Linked DNA regions of Mus musculus: region 1 is linked to region 2. Evidence: chromatin contacts called from ENCODE Hi-C or POLR2A ChIA-PET data. All regions are on one chromosome and are shown on one strand. The core of a region is the stretch at or near the end of the contact, and the rest is flanking DNA. Distances in the headings are between cores, read along the strand shown. Region 1 holds the start of Ppp1r37 (protein phosphatase 1, regulatory subunit 37). Region 2 holds the start of Relb (avian reticuloendotheliosis viral (v-rel) oncogene related B).

Evidence for each region. A loop is a pair of places that touch in the nucleus more often than their neighbours do. ChIA-PET counts read pairs that join two places held with the same protein, here RNA polymerase II (POLR2A).
Region 1: POLR2A ChIA-PET joins it to region 2 with 10 read pairs in embryonic stem cell. The contact joins the promoter of Ppp1r37 here to the promoter of Relb in region 2. A Hi-C loop is called at or near these places in 2 of 37 maps with a recorded cell type or tissue (adrenal gland and gastrocnemius). POLR2A ChIA-PET finds 5 or more read pairs at or near these places in 3 of 5 experiments (Patski and embryonic stem cell).

Annotation. Positions count from the first base shown.
Region 1 is chr7:19,558,267-19,564,116 of GRCm38, reverse strand. It overlaps Ppp1r37 (protein phosphatase 1, regulatory subunit 37), which reads left to right and starts at 1,719. Exons shown (of 13, transcript NM_199149.3): 1 at 1,719-2,306. The coding sequence starts at 2,087.
Region 2 is chr7:19,625,922-19,632,122 of GRCm38, reverse strand. It overlaps Relb (avian reticuloendotheliosis viral (v-rel) oncogene related B), which reads left to right and starts at 2,685. Exons shown (of 12, transcript NM_009046.2): 1 at 2,685-2,932; 2 at 4,153-4,200. The coding sequence starts at 2,881. Clptm1 (cleft lip and palate associated transmembrane protein 1) reads left to right here. Exons shown (of 14, transcript NM_019649.2): 14 at 1-543.

The DNA.
Region 1 (5,850 bases), core at 470-2,969, 67 kb after region 2:
GGGGCTTATCTAAGCAATGAAGCTGAGGCGTCCAGATAAAAGTATAGGGCTTGCACTGCTCCTGGCATCCTCCCCAAATGGCTGACATTCATCTCTGCATAAGAAATTGACCCGAGGTGGGCAAGGATGGCTTTTTACTAGAAAAGGCCTAGACAGGGCCTTGGCTTACACTAGGTTTCAAGGTTCCCTCTTGGTGATGTGGTCCACTGCAGTCACCTGCAGGTTTGTCTTCCCACGGAGGGGACTGGGAGTGGTGGTGGTGGTCACACTTGTGTGCCAGTGCCGTGCCAGTGCCCGGGAGCAAATGCTGCAGGTTGGTGGTTAGCGTTGAAGTTTTACCCTTCCTCAGTTTGCTCTAGCCGTCTAGTGAGGGAGTCTGTGTCCCCTGTTTCAGCCCCTTGTCACTAGAAATCTTTCAGTACATGATATCTGGAAGCAGTTCCTAGCTAAGCACAGTGACCCAAGTCTGTAATCCCAGCATTTGGTGTGGGGAAGGGGGTGTAGAGGCAGGAGGAGCCAGAGATAAAGCCTGTCTTTCCTACATGGCAAGTCAGCGGGCAGCCTGGATTACATGAGAACCAGTAAAACCAAACAAAACCCAACCCTCCCCCCCCAAACAAAGCCCACTTAATGCCTTTTGGAGTTCAGAATGTAACTGAAGGTTTGCATTAATTATAGGGGCTTTTGGTACTTCTCAGTCTCCAAAGTGTGCTAACCCCCAACTGTGAAGAGGAAAGCAGCTACCCTTAGCAGTGGTCTCAGTTATCAGTTCACACTGGAGCCTCCCTCCAGTTCCAGCCTAGCTCTCTACTTGGCAATGCTGTGCTCGACCCTCCTCAAATCCCGTTCTGTGGTTTCAGTCCCTGTGCCAGTGGGCTTTAATGAGCTGAGAAGGAAAAGCGAAAGTGCCCAGATGAATCCTGAGCTTTGGAATCGACCCCTTGGAGGTGTGGCTTAGGCTCGCTCAGGTTTGGTCAGCTGGTTCATCCCGAGCCTTTGGAATTCCTGCTCCCAGTTTTTGTTTTGTTTTGTTTTTATAGCAGGTTCATGAATACCTAGCAGACTCGTCTAATATTGTAATTTACATTTGATACAATTTTGACGAAAATTGTGCTAAAGTGTGCTCTTCTGTCGCTTCTGTCACTTGTACGTACTCATCCGATATTCAGCTTGGCTCTCAGCTCTCAGCACCTCCATCACTTTATCCTGCTCCCAGTACTTGGCTTAGCCCCACCAGGGTCTCCTGCTGTAGCACCTGCTTGTCTGAGGCTCCCTTTGTAATCCAGCCTAGCCTCGAATTCGCAACCTCCTCCTTCAGCCTCTCCAAGGCTCGGTTCACAAGGCGAGTCACTACCATGTCCAGCAAGTGGTTTTTTAATTAATATCTGATCCGTATTTTATATTTTAAGTTACTCATTTCTTGTAGACGCGTAGAAATCAGAGGACAATTTTGTGGAGGCGATTCTTCTATTTTTACGAACTCAGACGGCTTTAGCCGCTGACAGCCCTCTCGCAGGCCGCGGTTATAGGATTTGTATTGAATCCTTTCCCGAATTACTTGGGCTTGTGACGAATGTGCGGGAGCCTGACTGTTGACAGCTTGGCTTGTGGGGGGCGGGAGGGGGCGGCTAGAACTCGCGCATGCGCGGCGCTCCGGGAGACAGCGTTCATAGGCCCCGCCTCTGTGTTCTGCAGTTTGGCTCTGCAGATTCGCCGGTCACGTTTCTTTTTTCCGCGGAGCTTACTGTTCTTTGTTCCGGTCTTCCTGTCGTCCTCGACACGGTTTTTTTTCAGAGCAAAAGCTTGAGTCGGTGCTATGCTTTTCTCGGTACGCAGCGGGCCCTTCGGCTTGTAGCGAAAGTGTGGCTGCGGAAGAGCAGGTACTCGCGGAGCTCGGCGGAGGCGCGTTGGGGCTCCCGGCGACTGCGACGACGACGACGACGACGACGACGAACGGAGCGGACGGAGGCGGCGCTTGAGGCAGCGGCGAAGCCCATGCCCCGGAACGGCGGGAGGACCCGGAGAGACGAGTCCGGGGCCCGGGGCATGTCCCCGGGGCCCCCGTGAGGAGGAGGAGGCGGCGGCGATGGAGATCCCGCCGCAGGAGGCTCCGCCCGGGCCGGGCGCGGACGCCGACGCGGACGCGGAGGCCGAGACCGAGGAGGCCTCCGCCGAAGCTGAGTCTCCTACCGGGACCTCGCCCCCGGCCGATGGCCGCCTTAAGGCTGCTGCCAAGCGTGTCACGTTCCCATCTGACGAGGACATCGTGTCTGGAGCGGTGGAGCCCAAAGACCCCTGGAGACACGGTAGCTTTGGCGAGGGTTGCGGGGGAGAGCCTAGAGGCGGGTGGGACCGCCATAGGGCCGACCCCCACGGAGGTGGCCCGCGGCAAATGGTACTTATTGGTGATTTCAACGGTGCCTAGGTTAGAGCTGGAGGCAGAGAGGGGTTGGCGGGAGAGCTGGAAAGGTCCACAGGACTGGGTTTTCAAAGCCTAACCTTGTTTGGGAGTTTGGGAGGCTGGCAGCCAGCCTTTGAGTTCATGGTACACTCAGGGATAGATGAAGAGAGCCTGGTTATAGTATTGGGGGAAAGGTAAGTGCCTGAGTCCACGGGATGGTGAGAGCGAAGCAGCTGGTCTGTAAACCAGGAGGCAAAGCGTAGCCGGCTATGGCCATTGCTCTTTTGGCTGAAACGAGGACGGAAATAAACCCAGACTGTACAGAAGTTTGTAAACCCTCCGACTGGGAAAGGAGGGTCAGAGGCAGCAGGTAGTAAAGCAGAGGACGAGGTGGCCAGTTTGCCTGTGTGCGAGGAATTCCGCAGTAAGGTTCGGCAGCAGAACGCGGAGCCCGCTTTTACCAGGGTTTACCTGGGGAAGGACTCGGCAGTATTCCCTACTCAACAGAAGGTGACTTACATGTTGGGAGATGGGAAGATCTAAGATCTAGGCCTGTTGGTGGGGAGGTGGAACTGGACGGGCACTTGGAGGAGTGCATTGGCTTTGATGGCTTTGAAAGGGAAAAGGTTGCTGGGGAGATGGACACAGGCTAATCCCATTTCTGAGCTGAATTGTGTTTTGCTTGGGTGGAGCCTGTGAAGTGAGGTCACCCACTGGCCGTGTTCTATGGAAGCTAACCTGCTTGTCCAGGAACAGACAGACACGACTGCCAGGCTGTGGGCAGCAGAGTGGGCAGCTGGTAGCTTTGATGTATGTGGGCACGGGTGGGGGTGTGGTGGGGGGGACTTGGTTGCAGGAAATGATACACTGGGAGCCCGCCATAAATGCCAGTTTGACTAGTAATTATCAAAGAGACCGAGGTTAATTTAGACTTGGCTTGGGGAGCCTGCCAGGGCTGGGTGGTTTGTTTTGGGTTCTGAACTTCTTGGAACTGGTGCTGAGGACAGGAAGAGTCCACTGGGCCCTGGCGGCAGCCTGTTGTCCACTGTGGCAAGATCGCAGCAGGAAGGGGTGGGGGGAGCAGAGCGGCCATTCAGAAGTGGTTAAGAAACCTGGTGTGGCTGTCTGCAGCTGTGAGCCCAGCGCTTAGAGGCTAAGGCTGGATCATAGAGTAGACATTCTAGGGGGGGCTTGAACTGCATGGGGAAGCCCTGTTTCACTATAGAAAGAAAGAAAAGAGGGAAAAGAAAGGCTAGCTGGGTCAAATTCTGACTTTCCCACTTGCTGTCTTTTGCAACCACTGAGAATTTGCCTGGCTCCCCTGAGCCTCAGAGCCACCCTCCCCCAGAGTGACTGACAGGAGCAGTGGTCCAGGGTCTGCCAGAGACTGAGTGACATCACACATGAACTGTGCCTGGTGAGAGTGAGCGCTCCTAAACCCATGATGATTATGAAGGCAGCATTGAAGCCTGGAAAGAGCTTGCTTTTTCGATGGGGCCAAAGTCAGAACCTTCCAGGGTGAGGGTCAGATGGTGAGGCCTGGAGGTCAGGGCACCTGGAGAGTTGGTCACAGTTTCTGGCCCACAGTTTTTCTGAAAAGGCAGAGCCTTTTATTAATTTTTGAATTAAGTTTAAGGTGTTTTGTTTTTTGTTTTTGTTCTTTTAACACGATTGTCTTATGTAGCACAGATTGTGTATAGTTAAGGGTGACTTTGAACTTCTGACCTTCCTGCTTTCCTTTCCTGAATGATAGGGTTATAGGTATGTCCTAACACTCATTTTATGCAGGGTGGGGGATAGAGTCCAGGGCTCCCTTACTGCTAGGCAAACACTCTACCATGGTGCCACACTTGTGTAGTCTCAGCTGTCTTCTGATGCTTGACAGTCCTCCTGCATCAAAGTTCTAGGATGACACACATGACCCCCCATACCTGCAAGGTTTGCTGTTGAGAAAGCTGGTTTCTCCCCTCATGCCTCCGGTTTCTCTGTCTGCAAATGGAGGTGCTAATTTCTGAGTTGTAAGCTTTAAACAAGAGGCTCTTGTAAATTCCTGTCCTGGAAAGCAGCTAATTGGATTGCTGCTGTTAAGGGTGACAGGTAGAGTTAATGGTGACTCCTAGGCCAGGGAGACGGTCATTCTTCTAGCCTTCCAGAGTGACAGCCGAGACTACTTGCTGTTCACCTTTTGGTGGAGGGAGTAGAGAGCCAGCCATGACTTCTTGCTGGGAATGAGCTTAGGGAAGGGACTGTGAAGGTGGCCAGCGTGGACAGAGAGATTTGCAAAACCATCAGCATCTAGGGGTAGGTGCCCAGGAGGACAGCAGGGTTGTCAGTGGCCTGGGAGCTGTTGGGGATGGGAAGCTAGATGGGCCCAGAAGATTGTCGAGAGCCCAGTTGAGAGATGGGTCTCTGAGGATGGTTCAGCTTGAATCAGGGGTGGCAGGTGGTGTGTCACAGTTGGTCTGTGGACCCTCTATAGCATAGGGGTATATAATTTAAGCCATGGTCCTGTGGAAGAGCAGCGACCCCAAACAGTGCCCCTAGTGGCAGTCTTTGGAGGGTCTGAATTGTTTGAGATCCATTCTTCTCAGGGAGACTGATGGAAGGCTGACTGGGCCTGCAGGTGTTGGGAAGTAAAGGAAACCTGGGGTAGGGGAGCAGCTCTGAAGGACTGGGTCTACCAGTACTGGCTCCCACTCAGCCTCACTCAGGGTAGCAGTGCTGGCTGGGGTATTTGGTGTTTTAGGTGCCTATTTGAGGGCCAGAGCCCCCTCAGGCCTTGCAGGAGCCTGGTGTTGGAGGCCCCTTGAAGTGAGCTGATCTAAGGATCCATCCATTTCCTTGTAAAACCAGGGCCATTGGTGTTCTGTTTTCTATTTCCTCTTTGGTGCCCTCAGCAGGAATGGGAGCTGACTTACTCAGCCCCACCTGGAGTTTTGTAGCAGTGTGACCAGCCTGAGATGGAAGTTGGGGGGGAGGTGTCCTGGCTGTGTGTCTATAAAGCAGGGCCAGAGAGGCTAGGATGCCATATCTGGGGAGCTGGAGGCAGCTGTGCGGGCGGAAAGTGAGATTGGGGAATAGGGCGGTGGTGGAAGTCGTGAGTGGAAGAGGCACATTGGGCATGTGGGTACTGGGAGAGGGAGCTGGCCAGTGCTCCCCTGATAGAGGCAGCCCTTGGACCCTAGTTCTTTCCAGGAAGCAGGAACCTTTTTAGACCAGACCTCAAGAACATGCTCAGCTAGCCTCTCCAGGCACTGCTGGATTCTGGGCTTTGCAAGGCAGGCTTGTGAGAGAGACTTGTGATCTAAGCACATGACACCAATGATCCTGCCTGCCCTCCCTGCTGTTCCCCACCCTGCAGCCTGCCAGTGGCATGTGGCCAGTTCTCACTCAGAGTCCTGGGCTGCCCACCAGGAGATTTCTTGTGAAGTTCCAACATGTGACCATTC
Region 2 (6,201 bases), core at 1,436-3,935:
ACCAAGACCTGTGAAAACATGACTGTATCCTAGCCACTCTGGTGCCATTTGCTTTCACGGACATCTGGACATATCCAGTGCCCTTATTGGGGTACTGGTGGATGGGTCTCTATTAACCCTTCGCAAGTCTGTCTGGGCAAACAGCACAAAACAGTTCTGTGTACACAGTAGGACCAGCATTCCATGGCAGTTCTGAGGAGCTCACAACTTAGCAGAATTCTAGGTAGTGTTGGGCACAGTGGTTATTCCCCATCCTTGATTTTGAGAGGTCAATCCAGATTTAAAAACTTTCAGCTAGCCTGGGCTACAAAACAAGACTTGGCATAGTGGCACACACTTGTAATCCTGGCACTTGGGAGGTGGAGGCAGAAGGGTCAGGACATCAAAGTCATCCTCACTGCTTTGAGTTGGGTCTGAGGGGCTGGAGAGATGGCTCCTCTGTTACAGGCTAGGCTCACAACCAGAAATAGAAGCTGGGTCTGAGGCCAGCCTGGGCTATTTAACACCTTGTTTGAAAGAATAAAAAATGGAAAACACCATGGATGCACCATGTACTGTCCCCAACTTTGAGAACAGTGTCCAGCATTGTTGCTGTGTGTGTGTGTGTGTGTGTGTGTGTGTGTTCACAACAGCTCTTTGAAGTTTGTGATATTCTGTACCTCCAGATGAGAAACTCAGTTGTTTTTTTTTTTCCCAGCTGGCCATGGGATCACACACATTTAATCATGGTACTCAGGAGTCAGAGGCCAGCCTGGTGTATGTACCCTAACAAGTATTTAGTAGTTTGAATAGTGCAGGTGCATGGAAGACCTGTGTCAAGAGTCAACTAGACTACCTCCTTAAGTCTTTAAAGCCATCCTGTTAAGAAACTCAAGTCCAGAGTGGTGAAATCAGTTGCCTGGAATTGCATAATTGTCCAGGAAACCTAGTATTTGAACACAGGATATTTGATTCAGGACCTTCCAATTACAACTCTCTTGAGAGAGATTGCTTGTCTTTTCATTCAGGGTCTTGCTATAAGTAGTCCAGACTGGCCTAGAACTCGTGGTGATTTCCTGCCTCAGACTTTCAAGTGTTTTAAGTTACTCGTGTGAGCTGTCATACCTGGCTCTCAGTTTTGCTTTTGAATTCACAGTCGTGTCTCAGATCCAGGCAATCAACACAGGTCCTCCAACATGCTAGGCAGGTGCTCTACCACTAAGCCACACCACCAGCCCAATTTTCCCCCTCTTCTCCCCCTTCTTTTTTGTTTTATTTTGTTGGTTTGCGTTGAGACAAGGGCCTGCTATGCAGTGGAACTCACTACTTGTCAGTGGATCTCCTGCCTCTGTCTGTCCAGAATGGGCATATTGTGGCTACAATATCTTTCTGTGTGCTGCTGAGAACACAGCCTAGAATCTCATACATGCTAGACAAGCATTCTATCACAAGCCACATCCTCAGCACTACAGTTGGAAAACCTCAAGGAAAGCAGTGATTGGTGTGTGTGTGTGTGTGACTGGCAAGCTTATTCTATGGGAGATGTCCACTCCTGGGCTTGCTTATGACACTGGAACATTTCCCTCTGGTACAAAGTGAAAAAGAATATGATTCAGTGTGAAAGTTACATGATATTCCCATTTCTATATTTATCAAATTATGTTCTAATAGAACATAGCCACATCCCTGTTTCTGGTCCTTGGCTGTTTATGTAAGATGGCACATTTGAAAATTAAGACCATTTGGTTCTCAAAGCCTGAGCCTAATGTCTTTCATTGCAAGAAAAGGTTTGCTCTAAGCTGGACGTGATGGTAGGTGCCTGGGATCCCCAGGACTCAGGCTGAAGCAGATGGATTATCATGAATTCAATGTCAACCAGAGCTACATAGCAAAACCAAAACAATGCTCTTTGCTTTGGTGTGCAACAGTAGATACCGGTGCCACATCATTCACTGCTGCAGTTTTCTGCCTCTGGAGCAAGAAGTGGGCCTGGTTTTAGTAATGCTGTACCCTAGTTTTCATTACAGGCTGCAGCATATGGCAAGTGCTTAATTATGCGTAGGTTGCTTGAATCATTGATCACACATGCTATGATAGAAGGGGAATGGAACATACAAGTTTCTATAGGTTTCTATAGGTTATAGGTGCCATATATCACCAACGGGCTGGGACTGTAGCTCAGTATTCATGAAGCCCTGGGTTCAACACTCAGTGCTGCATAGACTAGGTGGTGGTTCATGCCTGTCGTCCCAGCACTGTGGAGGGACGAATCTGAAGGATCCATGGGGGCAAAAGGATCTGCAGTTCAAGGTCATCGGTCTGGGCAAGATGAGACCCTATGTAAATTTTACTTCAAACAAATTATCAATGGCTGCTAACTTCCCACTCCTGGCTTCATTTGCCAGCCTGAAAGATAGCAGGTTCAAGCCCTCGTAGGGGAAATGGAATGCCCATTTCTCAGCTTGTTCTGTGGGTAGGGCGCAAGTGGACCCGGACGGACCTCAGTGGTCTTGGCCAAGGCAATGGGCAGCGACTCGCACCCGGACCCTGCGAAGTGCCAAGCCTTCGCTTCCCGGCCGACCCCGCCCCCGCAGTCACGTGAGCAGCGGGGGTTTTCCCATTCCCTTTGACGTGACGTCACGGAGGGGTACGAGCCAATGGGTGCGCAGGCCGGCGGCGCCGGGGAATTCCGCCGCCCCGCCCCCGCCCGCCGCCCGCTCGGCCCGGCGCCCCCCGCAGCCCCGGGCGCCGTGCGTCCAGCCCGGCCTTCGGCCCTAGCCTTGCACCGCTTGCCCGGCCGGTGATCGTCCCAGCCGACCGGGCTGTCCGACTGCCCGGCTTGCCCTCGTGTGCGCTCGCCCTGAGCTGGCCTTCGGGCTGTCGGTCCCTACGGGCCGGGCCATGCCGAGTCGCCGCGCTGCCAGAGAGTCCGCGCCCGAGCTAGGGGCCTTGGGTAAGCAGAGTGGAACCTCTGGGGCGGGGCTCGGGCTCGGGGAGTTCGGGGCGCTCGGAGTCATCTGCGGGTTTCCGCAGGATTCGCGCTTCGGTGCGGAGAGTACAAGGGTGGCGGGGACACTGCGCGAGGGATAAGGCAGAAGGTAGAGGATGGTGAAGGGTCTTGCCGGGGAGATACAGGCTAGGCGTCCCGCTAAGGAGTGAGAAGGGGGCGGGGCCTGAGCCTGAGGCAAAGAAGGGGGCGGGCCGGGCGGCGGTCGAGAGGAGGGGCGGGGCATAACTCTGAAGGGGAGGAGCCATACACACAGGGGCGGGGCAAACTCAGAGGAGGCTTCTGGTTTACAGAGTGGGTGAGGCTGCTCTTAGGAGTAAGGGGCGGAGCCTAATTCGAGGAAGTGGCTTTATTCTCTCCAAACAAGGGGGACCCTTCTCCCGCAAGGCTTAGGCCTTTAGAGGCAAAGAAAGAGGCGGGGCCCAGCTTCAAGATTTAAGGAGGAGCGGTGCCTGACCTCGAGGAGGAGGATCCAGGACTGTGCTTGACAGGAAATAGGGGCGGGGTCAGGCTCCAAGAGCAAGAAGAGGTGTGTGGCTCAGTGAGTGGGCGGGACTTACCCTTGGGTTGGGGTGGGGGAAAGTGGGGCGTAGTGGCAGGTCTAGGGAAAGGGCAGGGCCTGTTTAGAAAACGAAGGGCGGGGCCTGACGATGGGATTGAAAAGGGGCGGGGCCTGCAGCGAGATGGGGGAGAGGAAAGTTCTCCAGTGACGAAGTATTGGGGCTCGGATTTCGCCCTGAGGGAAGAACGGAGACGGGGGTTTTCCTGAGGCATCAGGAGTCCTCCAAGTCCCACCTTAATGGGGAAAGTAGCGGATATTGAGTGATGATTGGCGGAGTCAAAGGCAGAAACGAAAAGCCAGAACTTTTTTCAAGAGTTAGAGAAGAGCCGGTTGTGGTGGCGCACTTGGGAGGCAGAGGCAGGCGGATTTCTGAGTTCGAGGCCAGCCTGGTCTACAAAGTGAGTTCCAGGACAGCTCAGGGCTATACAGAAAAACACTGTCTCGAAAAACCAAGAAAAAAAAAAAGGAGTTAGAGAAGGCTGGCCTGCACCTGAGCTCGGTAAGGAGGAGGGACTTTATTCAAGGGACCAAGCCAGAGAGAGGAGCAGGCTCATCAGAGTCTCTGGTCCTGCATTGTTTGTTAATCCAGGTCTCCATCTCACAGGTTCCAGTGACCTCTCTTCCCTGTCACTAACGGTCTCCAGGACCACAGGTGAGCAACCCCCACAGCCCCTGCCCACCTGCTTGTAGGAAATGGGATTGGAGGAGCCCCCGTGGAGAGGGAATGAGTGTACCCACTTTGCAAGCTTTGTCTGTTGGTACTCTGTCTGTACTCCACCCCCACATTTCTCTGGCAATAGCCAGGTAGTCCTGGCTCACTATAAAAGGGGCTGATGCATCCCCTCCATCTTGCTCCCTTGCTCCCCTCTCTCCCCATTCCCTTTCCCCTTCTCTCCACGTGGTCATGGCTGGCCTCTACTTCTCTACTTCTCTCTGCCTTTCTCTGCTTCTACTACTCTCTTTTTTGTTTGTTTTGTTTTTCGAGACAGGGTTTCTCTGTGTAGCCCTGGCTGTCCTGGAACTCACTTTGTAGACCAGGCTGGCCTCAAACTCAGAAATCCGCCTGCCTCTGTCTCCCAAGTGCTGGGGTTAAAGGCGAGCGCCACCACGCCCGGCTTCTACTACTCTCTTAACTCCCCTCCCCATGCCCTAAATAAACTCTGTTCTATACTATACCGACCTTCAACCTTCGAGTGGCTGGTCCCTCAGGGAAGGGATGCCTTGGCATGGGCCCACGGAGGCACCCCCTTCCCCCATACCTCACCACACACCTTAAAACATATATTAGTACCCCTTTTTCATTTTATAATCACAGCGTTGTCTCTCCCTGTTTTATTCCTTACGTGCCCATATTGTCAAGACTGTTAGAAGCTTGTATAGTTCTATTTGCTGACCCCCTAAGTAAAGGCTCTTTTAGATGTTCTCCATCATCCATTATTTTGGGCCTTGGAACTGAATTTCAGACATGATGTTACCACCCCCTCACGTGATTTCCCTAAAACTACCTCAGTTTTATTCATCTGTTTCATACCCATTTGTTCCTTTTTGGAGATAGAGAAAGTTAAATGAGTTGATGCTTACAAATTCATAGCCTTCCAGTTCATAGTAGCTGTTAGTGGCATAGTCATGATAATAAGAGTAATAATAGCAGTTAGTTAGACTATCATAGTTCTCAGACCATGTCCATTTAAATTATCTAGACCCTTGGTGAAGCAGGGAGAGGGAGCAGGCAGTGATGGTCTATTCCTTTATACTCAGGCAGATCTCTGTGAGGCCAGCCTGGTCTACATAGTGAGGCAGGCAGATCTCAGTGAGGTCAGCCAGGGCTACATAGTGAGTTCCAGGACAGCCAGGTCTACAGGAAGAGACCCTGCCTCAACAACAACAACTATTGCCAGTAAAAGCAGTACATGCCTATACTGTTCTGTAATGTTCCCAGCACAGGGGAAGCTGAAGCAGGGGGATGGGCACAAATTTGAGGCTGATAGTGGGACCTTGTATTAAAACACAAAACAAAGACAGACAACCCACAAACAAGATGGATAGAAGATGTAGCTCGGTTGAGAGTTTACCTAGCATGTGCAAGGCCCTGTGTTGGACCCAGCATTCTATAAAATGGGGCCTATTGGTTCCCACCTGTGATTCCAGTGCCTAGGGGGTGAGAACTGGAAGATAGGGAGTTCAAGGCCATCCTCAGCTACTTGTCTTGTTCAAGGCCTCTCTGAGGGTCTTAGTTGTTTTTCTATTGCTGGGACAAACCACCACGACCAAGACAAAGGATTTATTGAGACTTACAGTTTTGGAGGGTGAGCCTATGACCGTGTTAGTAGGGAGACTAGCTTGAGGCAGGCAGGCATAGGCTGCAGTACTATCTGAGAGCTCACCTTCTGATCCCTAAGCTTAAGTCAGAGAGCCACAGAGAGAAAGAGAGGGAGAAACAGAGGGAGAGATGGAGGGAGGGAGAGGAGACTAGGAATGGTGGGAACTTTTGAATCCTCCAAGTCCATGCCTGGTGACACACCTTCTCTAACAAGGCCACACTTATTAACTCTTTACAAAATGTTTCACCAACTGGAGATCAGGTATTCAAACATGAGTCTTCGGGAGCCATTCTTATTCAAAATACCATACTGGGTGTCTCAGTCAGGGTTTC